2 separate regions of the Mus musculus genome follow, and region 1 is linked to region 2. The links are chromatin loops, found by intact Hi-C in ENCODE. Cell type or tissue: left cerebral cortex. All regions are shown on one strand.

Region 1 (8,000 bases), 82 kb after region 2:
TTTCATATCAAATGCAAGCAACATTAGTTTGCTTAGAAATTTCTCTCCAGAAAATAAATGTTAAAGATTTGAAAACATTTCAGAAGAATTCATAAGATAGTATCTAAAACACAAGCCTGGATATTTCTCAACATTAACTGACATTAAGCTTAATATTTGCTTCTTAATGTCATTGTTATAAATCTCTGCCATGATTGTCTGAAGCCTTACATAAAATTCTTAATTAATAAAAAATTCTGTAACATTATAATTTGAGACAAAAAAAAAAGCAAAAGACTGTGTGATAGAGGGATATTTTTTCTCCATCAAATTTCAATTTTCATTCTAGCCATTTTTTTAAAATGAGAACCGCTAAGCCTTAGCTTGGCACCTTATTACAAGTACTAATTACACTGAGTCTTTCTCCTGGCTCAGTATTACTGGAATACTAAGTTTGAGCCCATAGAACACAAATGATGTAATGAGAATAACCCTGGAGTCATCTTAAAGCTGCTTTCCCTAGATTTCTCTTCATTCGTAGGTTTCTGTTTGTCCTTACTGGTAAGGAGGAGTGATATTCAATATGTAGACACCCTGGGATTATCCTAGGAGAGCAAAACAAAGAATCCACAAAAGGCTTCCCTTCCATACTTAAACTCTTACAGGATTGGAAAACAGATGTCTGTCTCAAAAGCCTTGATTATGGAAATCACAAGCACAGAGCAATGGTCTGCCAATGCAGCCTTGGAAATCCTGACAGAAATCCATTCTATTTTAAATTAGTATGCCTTTACATCTGCTCTTAGTTTAATCCTACCCATAAAGCAGTGAATGGTAGAACTGCTCAGTTAAGTCTGCCTTTTTCTACCCACTTTAAATTATTAAGTTTTTCACAGGCAATCTAGAGATCTCTTGAATATAGTTCTAAAACTGCTGCTTTAAAATAACATTTTAGATTTTAGTCCTCTACAGGTATAGGGTTAGTGAAGAAGTTCGACTCCAAAAAAAAAAAAAAAAAAAAAAAAAAAAACCCAAATAAGCCAATTAAAGCATGAGGTACAGAGCCAAACAGGAATTCTCAACAGAGGAATCTTGAATTTAAGGGCTGAGAAGCACTTAAAGAAATGTTCAACATCTTAATCATCAGGGAAATGCAAATCATAATGACCTCAAAGCTCCACCTTACACCAATCAGAATGTCTAAGATAAAAAATGCAAGAGAGGATGAATTGAAATATGCAACAGTGGGGTTTAGGGGGCAGGAGGAACCTCTAGAAAGTCCCAGAGACCTGGAATGTGAGAGCTTATCAGGACTCAATGGGCAGCATTAGCCAAAATGCCCAAAAGTGAAGACATTACCTCCAATAGATAGATGTGGCCCCCAGTTTAGGCAGGGGACAACCCACCCATTTTTAAAATTTTTAACCTGTAATTGTTCTTGCCTAGAGGAAATTCAGGGACAAAAATGGAGCAAAGACAGAAAGAAAGGCCACCCAGTGACCTGCCCAACCTGGGATCTATCCCTGGGGCAGGCATGAAACCCTGACACTATTATTGAGGCTATATCATGTGTGCAGACAGGAGCCTGGCAAGGCTGTCCTCTGAGAGACTCTTTGAGTAAGTGACAAGTGTAGATACAGCCGACCATTGGATTGAGGTCAGAAACCAAGAGGGAGGAGTTAGAGGAAGGACTGGAGGAGCTGAAGGGGGTGGCAACCCCATAGGAGGACCAACAGTGTCATCTAACCGGGACCCCTGGGAGCTCCCAGAGACTGAGCCAAAACACTTGCTGCTGTTTGGCCCCAGGAATATATTGTAGCAGAGAACTACCTTGTCTGGCCTCAGTGAGGGAGGATACACTTAATCCTGTGGAAACTTGATGCCCCAGGGAAGAGGGATGCTGGTGAGGGTGAGGTGGTGGTGGTGGTGGGGGGAGTGCAGGTGAAGGAGCACCCTCTCAGAGGCGGCAGGAGGAGTGATGGGGTGAAGAACTCAGAGGGGGGGGCAGGAAAGAAATCTAAATAAATAAAATAATTTAATAGAAAAAATAAAATAACATTTTATATCTTACCTTACATATCTTTGTCTATATGGTTTCTTTTGACCCACACATACGAACAAGCATGAGGTGAATTTTAAAATCTAAGACATAGTTAGGGAATGGTGGAGAGTAATAGCTACAAGCAAGAAATTAGTGCTGCAGAGATTCCATTGTCACAATTATGTGATCATACATTTAGGAAAATCATAGGACATAATGAATTTTATGTTCATTGGATGTATTTGGAAACCTTTGTCTGATAGAGAAAGCTGCCAGTGGGCATCTATTCTCAAATAACTATTTTCAATGTATGCATGGCTATACCCAGCTCTTCAGATTGTGTAGTCATTCTCTAAAGTAGTACAGAAATCACTTCCACAAGCTGACTGCCCAAGCTCTAGTAATGGACAACTTTCACTTATGATGCAGGAAAGAGCATTGATGGAGAAAATTTTTATTTTTTATTTCTATACATAGTAAAAATGTTTATGCAGTGATAGATACATCAATCAATCAATCAATCATCAATCAATCAATCAAGCAAGCAAGCAAAAACAAATAACCCTCACTGTTACATGCCCTGAAGAAAATTTTCCCCACCCCCCAAATCTCTACTCCAGGTGTCATCCTGTTCCATTTTTTCAGGACCTCAATTTTAGAACTGGCTATAATATTAATGTCTACCTGAGCATAGACTCTGCCCCTATGCATATGACTATTGTCTAACATTCTGTACATTTAGTCTTACAAAAACCACTTTTAACTTTAAAAAAACCCTAAGTTTATATTTTAAATATTAGAACTCAAACTCAAATCCAAAATTACCAACTTTATAACATTTCTTTTCACCGCATGCAAGGAAATCATTCTATAGTATGTAGTGTATGATTTCGACCCAGGCCAGGCTCATGTCAGTATAGCTAATTCATGAAAGTTTTCAGCAATATAAAACAAGATCTCAACAGACACAATGCAGAGCTAATAATGTCTTATGCGTTCTGAGGCAACAAAGGCTCTCATGACAGCTTTGTTTAAACTATGAAACACCTAACGATTCTATTAGAGCTGGTCCAGCTACATTCAAAGAAAAAAAATCCCATCAGGTTTGACTGACATAGTGGCAATCTACACAATCTGCTTGAACAAAATCAGGACAGGGAATCAATAGGGCTTGGGTTAGGTATAGAACCTTTCAAGCTAAATAACCCGAAGTAAGATTATTACAATCTACCTGCTGTGTAAAAGCCATTTGACATAGGCATGGCGGTTAAATTACACCAGCCCTTGTCTGAGAATTTTCAGGGAGTTTGTTTTTAGTTATAATTTGATTCAAATACATGGGCCTTTTAAATGGAGAAAGCACTAGATTTAGAAAAAGTTTGCACTGCTTCCAGGATAGTACATTCCAGATGGGCAAAAGCTTTGTCCAGATGGTACAATATGTGTTTTATATATTTTGGCATATGTGAAAAAAATCTACTTGTTAACAAATTAAGTACAGAAAATAATTTCCAAATGTCATTGTGAGACAAAGCAAGTTATAATTGAGCTACTTTTTTTTAGTGGGAATAATGAAAGACAGAGGAGAAAAAGAAAAGGACAGAGATGGGAGAAAAAGGAAAGAAACAAGAGGGGACTCTGGAGAGCAATCTAGGATAACAATTTATGCTAATATAGGTAAAAGAATTAGTTATATTAAAAAGTACTCCCTTAACCCATTAGGCAGTGACTAAATATGTCTGTCTGTCTGTCTGTCTCTCTCCCCCCCCCCTTTGTGCAAAACAACATCAGCAAATCTCCAATCTCAAACTGATACAAGAATTTTAGCAGTCATGAATATAGAATAGATATTCAAATTTCTCCAAGGACAACAAGGTTTTGTTGTTTCTTTTTAAGTTTAGTATTCTGGTTGCAAGCCCATGTTGAATTATCTGGATTATGCCATCAAGTAATTGTCTCAAAGATATGCTATTAAAGACATTTAACAGTCTTTTTGGAGGCTCTGAGACATAATTGGCATAAATATGAAAGTAAAACAGGGTTAATAAAGTAACCATTCTCATGGAGTTTAAGTTAATGTAATAAGTACAAGGTTAACGGGTATTTTTTATGTCCCTTTAAATATCAACTTTCTCCTCTCTTGGAATTCTTAGTTAGCTACAGATAATTTCATGATTTTGTGAATCTTAGTATGCTTCAGCCCTTTCCTAGTCTACAAGACAGAGAGGTAGTTGCTGTTGATTATTTATTATTGTTTTTATCTCTAAAAACATTCACTACTAACACCACGTTGTTATGCCATCACTTTGTGTTTCAGAGTACACTAAGTTTTCATGAATTCTTATATACCACAAGAATTTCTCTATTAGTTTTGGATAAATATTGTTTATGCTTTCTAACCAGCAAAGATGAGGTCCCCTTTAGTACTCCCCCTGCTTGCAAGAAATCAGCACTGTTAGAGCTGCAGAATTCTTCGTTTCTAAAGGACTCAAAGAAATGTCCAATGATTTTAAATTTCACTGAACTGATGGTATGTGATGTAGAGTGTCTTTTCCTGTCAATAATTGCTATCTGTATATGTAAAAACAATCATTGCAATAGTGCATTGTTGAAAGTTGCATAAATATTGTCAAGGACTTAAGAAACTTTTATTGCAAATAATTAAATTTCTAGATTTAAACTATGTGAACTACAAGTAACTGATTTTTCTACCTAAGGTAGCTTAAGGCAGAGTGCATACATATTCAAATGTTCACTAACTTCAAAAGTAAACAAATATCTTTTACTTTTTTCTTTGCCAAGATTTATGTTTTAATTTTTGTCTTTATCAAACAGTTTCTTGAAAGCTTATGTGGAAATTCTAACAGGAGGGAGTAGCTATTCATATTCCATTAGCCAAAGAACCTCTATCAGGGAATGTCATTCTTTGCAACTTATGAACACCTGATGGAGCAGAAAGGGCAAGGACACCCCACCCACCTAGCCATCCAAGCCAGTTGAATCAGCCCAGCCTACAATGGGATGAAAGATATTCTAGTCAGCCACCCTTATATCTAAATGTTTTCTATGTATGTTGCAGGAATGAATCCAAAAACATATGCATGTACTCATGCTCTAGTCTGTATCTTCAGCACTAACCTCTAAACTGGGAAATTCTTGACCAAAGTTTAAGGTTATAGATGCAAATACATAATATATAGTGAAGAAGAAAACCAGGAGGAGAAGAAGGGGAAGAAGAGGAAGAAGAAGGAGGAAAAGAAGGAGAAGAAAGAGGAAGAAGAGGAGGAAGAGGAAGAGGAGGAAGAGAGGAGGAATGAGCAAAAAAAAAATGAAAGACTAAAGAAAGTCTCCTCTTCCCTCCTTTTTATTTTTGTGCATTCTTCTCTCCTCTCACCTCTTCTCCTCTTCTCCCCTCTTCCTTTCCCACAAGATTTGTAACTGGGAAGGTTCCCTCCCTAAGACCAATGAAGTATCACCAATGGCTTCCTACTATACCAAGCTATATTCCATGACTTACCATCTCAAGAGAGGATGTGGTCACCATGCTAGGATCAATGATGAAGCAAAAGTCTTCAGGAAATTCATTATGAAGAAGGGAAGAGATGGGAATGAATGTTTAGGAGAAAATCTGTATAGTGCACCGAGTCCCTCTGCCACATTGAACAAACATGCACCATCTGAAAGAGTAGCCAGCAAATTTAATAGAGAAAAGCACCATAGTTCCTTTCATTATATAAATAGTTATTTCTTGTAACTCAAAGCAAATAACCAAAATTGGAAAATTATCCAGAGAGTACCAGGTTCTCATCCTTAGCAGAAGTAACTTGGTGTTGGAGACACTATTCTGATCTTCAAGTCTAGCTCTTAGGCCCTGCCAACATAGGAACAGTGACATAATACATCACAGACCCAGCCCATAGTTCCAGGACCCAGGAACTTTCCTAAATGTAATAACCTTGCTAGGGCCTCTGTAGTTCTGCTCCTGGCCTCTTTTGCTAACTGAATTTGTGAGCCAGAATGTTGTTTTTGGGCATAAAATACAAAACAAACAAACAAAAATCAAAAATGTATGATGTTTGAGGCTGCTTGGTTTGTGCAAGATCCCCCCATGTTGCCCCCACCAACAGCACCAACAACAAAAAAGCCATTCACTTTTACTTTAAAAGCCCCCATGCAGTGGTCTCTAGATAGCATAACACCAACAAGGAAAACAGAAGAGTTAGGATAACAGGAAAGTAAGATAGTTTCTAACTGAACAAATAAGAGTACCAGCTGTTCTTTAAGGCTCACACAAGTTCCCCTTCTTTCCTCTCCAATAATTAGGAGACATCTTATTTATATCTATTCTAGCATACAGTGCTTGGCTTGACACATGAGAAAAAAAAAGTGATATTGAAAGTCTCCAGTTTTATGCATCACAATCAACCTTTAACTTGTCTGTTACCTCATATTCTTTAAATTTTTGATTTTCCAAAACTTAAATGTGTTATGATATAATTTGATACTTATATGATTTCCTGAAATAAAATTAAATGTAAGTGAGAATATTTCTTGGTTCCTTGGATGTATGTTGCTGTAAGAGCTTAATTTAGCACAGATCTGATGTTTGTTCCTTTAGGACACAAAATCGGAAGCTTATATCAGATGGATCTGTGAAAATCTGAAGAAAACTCAGCTAAGCACCATCTCATAATCTATCTTTTAGAAAAGGTGGGACACTCATATCAATTGAAGATAGTTCTGAAAATCTTTTCTTCTTACCTATGATATTTTACATAAATCCTATCTCAGCTTAAACGGTCAACATGAATTTTATCTTATTTCTTGAGTGTGACTAGATTCTCTGTAACCCTACCTCCAGGTCTTTTCTCTTATAATGTTAACAGTATGAATGACACTATCATTTTTACATCAGCATTTCCATTTTGAAACTGAAATGACTGTCTCATAAAGCTAAGGGAACAGAGATGTAATTCCACGGAGTTTTTCCATTTCTGAGTTTAAAATGCTTCAAAAGAGATTCATGTGTGCCTGATACTCATGCTTCAGTGGCTAGTGTGAGCTACAGTCTGAACCTGAAAGTCCCTTAAGGGTTTACATGTTAAAGGCTTGATTCCTGTGCACTAGTGCTGATATGTTCAGCTGCTAGAAATGTATTGGCTTACAAAGGTTCTAATGTCATTAATGGATCAATCAATGGATGAATTCATAATCCCATGGGCATTTAGGAGGTGGTGGAAACCACGGCTTTGGGATCAAAATGAATGAGATATTTAGTTCTTGACGGGACTTTATCTTGTCCGCAGGTCTTTCCCCTATTCTACTTCCTATTTCTCTCAAGATCTTATCCATCTCATGCTGCTTCTCCCAATGTTCTTTTGCTTCATGATGGGCTCCAAAATAATGCAGACAAGTAAACATGGACAGAAAACGACAAAACCTTTTGCCTGTTTTTCTCAGATTTTCTCTTCTCCGTGTAGCAAAGCTAACGTAGTGATGTATATACTCTAAGACTTCTACTCATAACCAAAAATAATTAAGAAATTTTATATCTATAGTTATATGTTAGGAATAGTTCATGTGTACATATTCTTTATTTTCATCTTGTTCTTTGAATTACAAATATTGGACTAATGTCTCTAAACACAATTAGAGGTTTTTCACTGTGTGAACAAGAAGATGAAAAAAAGCATGTGTTCACAAAACATAGAATCTAGTCACCCCCTAAAGCCATTCTGCTGCTCTGATCCAATGAAATTGAACCAGAAGTATTTTTTTTTGTAGGTTGAAAAACTTAATATCAGCCAGGCAATGGTGGCACATGCCTTTAATCTCAGCACTTGGGAGGCAGAGGCAGGCAGATTTCTGAATTCAAGGCCAGCCTGGTCTACAGAGTGAGTTTCAGGACAACCAGGGCTACACAGAGAAACCCTATCTCAAAAAAAAAAAAAAAAAACATTAATATCTCTGACAATTTATT
Region 2 (8,000 bases):
ATATAATATATCATTATATATATGCATATATGTGTACACACACACACCCTACTAGATCTATTTAGTTCTGCTTTTATTGTGCCTTTCCCCAGGCTTGAGCAGGCTGATTAAGACCTTGTTTATGCCACAGCTGGCTAGACCACCAGGAATGGAGTCTTCCATTCCATATTGTCCTGTCACATCTGCAGCTTCTTCCAAGAATCCACTACCTGCTGAGAGGCTGAGCTTGGTTTCCTGAGGAGATTCTGATAAAGCAATGAAGATCCTGACATAGTGTGGGATGGGTCTCCTCCCTTTTTAAGTTCAGACTCAAAGAGTAAACATTGGGCCTTGATCAGAAACTTTGTTTTGGTGTCATTCTTTTCTTGCTGCCCATTCCATACAGCCCCAGCTTTCCTTTCAGGAACCCAGTTCTCCTTAGCCGCTGATGGCTACATTATATTACATTATATTACACTCAGTTACTCAGTACTGGATAACCTAAGAGAAGGTTCCTACCTGGGAAAGACTGATTTTCCTACTCTCAGCATTTGTTAATTTCTTGTAACTCACTGTTTAGGGGTAGGACTCCATGACTTTTCCCCCTTCCATGTTAGCAAATCTATTGATATTGTCATTGTTAAAGGAATTGGAGATATCCATTTTGTTGAAATTTCCACGTCATTTCTAGGAGATATAACCTCACAGCAAACTTACGTCCTTTGGCCCTTACAATGTTTCTGTTCCCCACATTTTAGGTGGGGGAGTAGTGTTGAAGATTCATCAGTTAGGGGTGAGCACTGCAAGATCAGTTGTTCTTTGCAGGGATGATCTCTGACTGCTGGAACTTTTGTGAGTTTGTTTTAGGAAAGCTTCCCAATGACATGGAAATTGTCAAGAATATTGGACAACCTGGGTGAAATCAATGCTTCCTTATTTTTCCCTAATTGGCTTTTACTTTGTTGAGAATTATAATGAATTTTATAAGTATTTGGAAGTTTGTTGATATGAATTTGAAATAGATATTATTTAACTTAGGTAATGTTAATTGTCTTAAGGTTTACTTTGGTAGTTATTGATCAACAGGATACAATTAGAAAATATTTATGGAAAAAAGAAATAATCTGCTATACGGTTTTTATGGGACCATTGGAAGATAACAGAAAAGCAAGTCAAGGAGGCAGTGGAGGATGGACTTCTCTGTATCTGTCTTCAGCTTTGGCTTACTTGAGAAAAGAGCAGAGTATTTCTGAATTACACAGAAAAAAAGTGAAATTAGTTGTCAGTTGTCTCCGGTGAAGACATTTATTTTTCGCATTCTCTCCCAGAGCAACTTGTCATTGCAGGTACAAGTCTCATGACACAGCATGGGTGAAACCCGTGTCAAGGGGTAGCCTGAGCTTTAAGGAGCTTTTTTAGTTGAAATTTGATATTCAAATGAAATCAACATGTTCTACATAAACAGCAGAGTCATCCTACTCAAAAAACAAGTCAGCCTGAACCAAACTGAAAGGCCACAAAGTGGAAGTCTGCAGGAACAAGTGTAATGACTACATGATTTGAAGAATGCATGGTTTGTTTCTCTTGGGCTGCTTTTTTTTTTTTTTTTTTTTTTGAAACATCTCAAAGCCTTAAATATCACATATTACCAAACTGAAAAGATTTGTTGAGATTTTCCTCTCAATAATTTAGGAGGGGTGATTCAGATAGGCACGGGCATAAGTGGACTGAAGAACATTCTTCACGTTTAAAATTGAAAAGAGGAAAAGAAAAAGAAAACAAGAAACATAAAGTGCAGGTAGCATTTCTGGAAATAAAAGGATATGCTTCGATTCCTGTGAGGCTGAAAACCTGCTTTCTATTGGATATTTTGTTCTCAGGAAAAGCTTTTAGATTAGAAGGGAGGTTAAACTTAACACCAAGAATAAATAGGTGCTGGAGGAGATCTGAAAATAAGGTAGTGTTTGTGCTTAGGGAATGGTATCTTTGTTTTGTCTTTGCTGCTATTGGGATCAGAGACTTTCAATAGGACTTGGTATTGCTCTTCTGTCCTAATCTACGACATTTAGGTCATCACTAAATATTATGAAAGCTATTCTCAAAACAGATCCTGATGCTGAGGGAGGTGGCACTGGATTTTTATCCCAACGCTTAGCAAGCAGAGATCAGCAGATCTCTACCTGTGACTGGCTAACCTGCTCTACATAGAGAATTCCAGGCCATCCAGGGCTATGTGGTAATACCAGTCTCAAACACCACCAAGAAAACTACATGTATTTAGTATCTATATCTATCAGCTATCTATCTATCCATCCATCACCTATCTATCTATCTATCTATCTATCTATCTATCTATCTATCTATCTATCTATCTATCTATCTATCTATCTAATCACCTGATTGCTACAGGGTTTGACCATAGTTACAGCTGACATCTCAGGCACATGAGCAACATTTTACACTTGGGTGATGCTGCTATTTTCTAAACGATGTGCATATCTTCATGATAAACTCTCTCTGATAGTGAGTAAGCACCACTCAGCTTTAAGCAGTTCCTGTTATTCTTTTCGAGGGCACTATGGTCCGTCATTATATTTCCACAAAGACTGTACCTTTCATTTTGTTTCCCTTCCTTCCTTTTCTTTACATTACTTTCTCACGCTCTGGGCTTTTTTTTTTTTTTTTTCAATCACATTATACTCATATGCTACACTCAATTCTTTAAGAGATTCCCTAATGTTCATACCCATTGACTATGTAAACCACATTTGCACAGTCCATTGTAGGCATTCACAACAAAATGCCTTCAACTGAATGACAAGAGTCAGCCAAAATTGATTTTTCTCATATAAAGGGGCCATGCAACTGTTTATCTATGGTGCTTTCTTGCTGCATCTTCAGGTGGTGTTAGTGCTATGATTCTTCTGTAGTGAGGGGACTATTACCATTCATGAGGACTTTGCACTCATGACCTGATTGACTTTCAAGTGTTCTCACTCCTAATACCATCACCTGCGTCATTATGTTTCTGCACCTGAATTTTGGGGAGAAACAAGAAATCAGAAAATAGTGATATTTTAATTCAGGACATAATGATACTTTAAGTCAGACCATTCTAAAAGCTGTGAGTAGACACACAAGTGTTCCACACAATCAGCACTTTGCACAAACATTAGTGTTTTTTAGAGGTGTTTTCTTCGAGGCACACATGACATTTAGGTCATTACCAAATACTAGGAAAGCTATCCTTAAAACAGATCCTGACGCTGAGGGAGGTCAACCACCTCCACAATCACCTGCCACACATTTCCTTTTGTTCATATATTTATGATATATGATGTGAAACATAATATATATGATAAAATATAGCTTATGTAGTATATATACTATAATATATAGTATATAGAGACATATAGCATATATAGTATATGTATATATGCTAGATATACAAGTATATTTAATAGATATATAGTGTATGCAGTTTATATGCATTATATATATACATATATATATATATCATGATTGTTTTTTGCATATAGGTTTAATTATATATAGAATATATACTATTCTACAGTACCATGATAAGGGGAGAACAATAATTTTAGTTTGTTTGGTGCTAAACAAATACTTAATGTTTTTTATATGATTCATTAAGAAGGTTATCTTTAAGAGCAAGTGCAAAATAAGACTGGGGAGGTAGGTCAATTAAGTATATAAAAATATTTGGTTCTAAATATTAATAAAAATGATAGAAAATGAATATTTGTTTTAAATTGGGATATAAATAATGAATTTTGATTTTTAATTATTCTGGTCAACTTCATTGAAGTATTATATTAGCTACTTTTATTGCTGTGACAAAGCCCCTAACAAGAAGCTATTTATAATAGGAACAAAGGTATATCCCGCTTATGTTTTGAGAAGGTAAAATGAGTCTTGTCAGCAATGTTTGGCAACAGGAACCTTCATGTTGTCAGGAGTATAGCTAGAATGCCTCATCTCATATCTTAGTATAATAAGGAGCAAAGACTTGACAGGAAGTAGATGCAGACAGTAAAAGTTTAAATCACCCCTCTCCCGAGATTCATTACCACCAGAGAGGTTCCACCTCCTAAAGTGTCCACAGTATCTCCAAATACCACCAAAAGCTGATGACTTCAAATACTTGACCCTGTCAGGCACATCACAAACCTCAGAAGTATACACTTAAAAAGTGTAAGAGGTTTTATTTTTAAGCTTTAAGTGAATTTTGACAGTTGTACAGTCTCACACTATTCATCTCAGCCACAATATTGGACATATTTATAGCCCACAACGTCCTCCTCACCATCTGAGACTCAGACCTTTCCTCTGTGCTTAGATTATGGCAAAATTTAACATCCGGACACTGCCATCTTCATTTTGTTAGAGGAATAATTGTCTCAAATTCTGTGTCTCTTTATTTACTTGATTTATTTGCAAGAGGAATCTGGACTATGGGATGGTGCAGCATTATAACTTCCTTTTTATGGCTATAGCTGTATATACATAGCAGTTTTAAAATTCTGCTTATCAGTTGATGGACATTTGAAAAATCCTCATTTAGCAGCTGTTACAAGTACCATTTCTTATCCATGAATGAGTCCTTGTATGGGCTTAAGGCACATTTCCTCCCTTGGATTAGCACTGCTTTCCTATATGAAAGAACACATATCTAATGTTATAGAACTGTAATTGTCTCCCAAAGAGATTGTTAGAGTTTGCATCGACACTATGATTCGCGAAGTGTTTTTGTTTTTGACATTCTTCCCACCATTGGGTATTTTGAGCATTTTCATTTCTGTCTCGCTATTAAGTATGGGGAGTACCCCATGATGACTTTGAATTTGCATTTTTGTAATGAATGATAATGTTAAGTCTTTTCCCTTTGAAAGCCCTGTGCATCTATTGTCTTATGAAAAGTACCATTCAGACTTCTTGACAATGCTAGTATTTAGAGATATAATTGGCACATAACCTCCGATCCCATGAATCGTTTTCTCTGCTTATATGGCTACATCTGCTTTTAAAATTTCTTTTGAAGATATAAAGTTGATAATGCCACAGTTATGGCTTTACTTTTAGAAGTCTTACCTTTTGTTTTATCACATTTTCTCTCACATAATCCAGTTGCATAGTGGTTTCTTTAATACTTTCCTATGTGTTTTAGAATTCTAGTTTTATGTACAATTTACCTCAATTCACTTACATTTTTAGATAAAACGTTGGTTTGGTTAATTTTATTTTCTGTGAAAATTCAATTTTCCAACACCACTAGTTAACATATTGATATTTTCTTAAATAATCCCATAGGAACTAGTTATGGTGTGGCAATTAAATGCTCCCCCACCCCCACAAAGCTACAGTTTGCTATTCAGTTACTGAGACACAATTATATCACTAAAGCTCGGACATAAACAGTGGATTTATAGTTTGATGTATTACTGAAAATGATAGAATCTTTTGGAAATAAGGCTTAGCAAGGTACCAAGGGGAAATTTACATGGCCTGCCTCAACTTATGGCACACTCTTTTCACTCTGGCTTTTGTCTGTTTTATTTTGCTCCTCCACTTGCTTGTGATGTTCAATCTGGCCTCACATATGCAGTAATGGAGCCCACCTTTGAAACCAGAGCACTTGGGACAATGAAGTAGAGATGCTGAGATGGCAGCCAACGTGGTAGACTATGGAATGCTTTCAAAGGCAGCCTGGTCAGCACAGCAAGACTTTGACTCTGATAAAAAAAAAAAATTTCAAGGACAAAAACTACAATGTCTGAAATTACAAGGCTAAAATAATTATTTCCTCCATTAGTTTTCTCTCTCAATGTTTTTCATAAATATGAAAAGTCAACTACTAGCGTGAATTTATTTAAATATCAAGTATCTATTGAAGCCTATTTCTAGATCATCTATTCCACTAAGCAAATCATCTATTCATGCTGTGGTATTCATTATGTACAAATTAACTCTATGGGAAACCTTGACATTGGTTAGTGCAAACTTTGTATCTCCATTGTTTTAAAAGGTTTTTTGTTACTACCAGTTGAATTCCAGTGTTCATTGAAAATCAGACTGCTGATTTTTACAAACTAAAGGAAACAAAGAGTCTGCTCCATTTCTGATAGAAAGGGCAATGAACCTCAGGGTTTGATTTCACTATTGAACCTTTCAATATGTGGCATAATATATTAATTTTCCATTTGCTTACCACATACAGTTTCACTTCCATTGTAAGAATCACACACGCAGAATAACATTTTATCCTTAAATATTTAGTAGTCACAGATTCTAAATAGTATTTTAGTTGCTTATGTTTAATTTTTCACTATAAATATCTAGGGCTGAAACTCACTTACACATATTGACCTTGTATTGTGGGAGTTTCAAAGATTTACGTATTTTCTTCTAAATGATTTTATGATAGTTCTTTGGGAGGTTGTTTGTTTGGTTTTGGGATTTTCTACAAAAAAGGAAAATAAATATAATTTTATTCTGCATTAGTTACCTGTGCTTCCATATCAAAGTACACTAGATGAGGAAACTGAATAAAAATTTATCATCTCACTATTTCAGAGTAGAAGAGGTCCAAAGTCAAATTTCCATTATGCTTTGTAAGTTTTGAACATTGTGTAGGAAAAATCTCCCAGTTCTTCCTTGTTCATTTATGTAAACTCGAACTTCACTGTTTAAAGTTTTTTAGTGAAGGAGTAGTGTTTTGTCTTGTTATTTTGTTTGGTTTTTGTTTGTTATTTTTCCCTTGGGACTTCATATGCCACTGGATGTGGAACCTACAATCAGTATATTCATTGGTGCTGATGAAGATGGAACAGAAATATGTGGTCTGTCCAGCTTTCTACCCAGTGCTAAGTGGCATTTATAAAAGACAAGAGGAGAAGTAAAATGAAAAGCAATATGTCATTCTGACAATTAGCTTGGATTTCAAGGCATTTTCAGTGTCAAGTTATTTTCCTTATAAAACTCAGTCATAGTTTTAAAGTGTTGATATACTCAGTTACAGGGAAAACATGAGGAATTGCTGGAGGCACCACATCATATGCAGATTTTAGCACATTTTACAAAGAACGGAATTTATGTTGGTCAGTTTATCTTGTGTAAATGAAGCACCTGAATTAATTAGTGTATAAAAAAATATTTATTTTAGCTCACATGTTTGAAGTGAGGGTTTCTGGCCCCGGTTAAATTCTCTAACAGATTTCTTCTCTGACAATTGAGACAATGCTAGAAGGAGCTCAGAGGGGAGCAAATGGACCACCTCATAAACCAAAAAAGCAAAAGGAGAAAGAAAATAATCGAGATGTTGCAATACCCAGAGAGAGGATGTCCTGGATCAACTAATGGCCTGCAGTGACACTTGGCCATTAGTGACTAGTGGCCTGCTAAGGTCCACAGCATCTCTCAAAGATTCCAGCTTGAGTACCACGACCTTCCCAAGTGGACCCCAGGTTGCATCCAAACCATGGCTAGGTCTTAGGATTCTAAAAGCATTTCAGCCTTGCAACACATCCCTACACCATTTTGTCTCAGAATGTACAGTATCCTTTATGCTTTCATTGTGAATCTATTTGTAACGTCTAATTTTGTGTTGGGTCCTTAATGTGTTATTCTCACTGTGTTCATATTGTAATTTTATACTCTCTTTCCCCCTTATTATATTAGCTGACCTTCTTATATTGGTGGATTGTAACCACTATGCATACAAAATTCACAGCAATTACTGCTTTGAGTGTTAATAAGTATTTATTCTCATTATATTAGCAATGATGTTACACTGGGTTACAGAAATGTGTGAATTGATAATAGGCCTCCCAAAACAAAGCCTTTGAAACAGTTGCCAAAAGTCCAAGGAAATGTAGCTAGCTACTTTGAAATTTCCTTGCTAAAATAAACAAAAAAGGTTGTTAGGGCAAGCTTTCAGTTACCATGACAGAGCATAAAGCATAAAGTAATGTGATATCCCATCTACAATTTGTGGGTGAAGA

What was found. A loop is a pair of places that touch in the nucleus more often than their neighbours do. Peaks named below come from ENCODE experiments on the same cell type or tissue, not always from the same donor. Only the 100,000 strongest peaks of a DNase experiment are listed, where the experiment ranks them.
Region 1: a loop joins it to region 2, with 2.6 times the contacts of the local background. A loop is called at or near these places in 2 of 42 quality-filtered maps.

What each region holds. Positions count from the first base shown.
Region 1 is chr2:8,467,310-8,475,309 of GRCm38, forward strand. No RefSeq gene overlaps it. Among named protein-coding and RNA genes, the nearest start is that of Gm30904, 130 kb to the left of the region's middle. In left cerebral cortex, no CTCF peak of the experiment used is centred here; DNase peaks (open chromatin) are centred at 688, 3,422, 5,004 and 6,650; H3K27ac peaks cover 5,749 bases.
Region 2 is chr2:8,385,420-8,393,419 of GRCm38, forward strand. No RefSeq gene overlaps it. Among named protein-coding and RNA genes, the nearest start is that of Gm30904, 44 kb to the left of the region's middle. In left cerebral cortex, no CTCF peak of the experiment used is centred here; a DNase peak (open chromatin) is centred at 4,278; H3K27ac peaks cover 656 bases.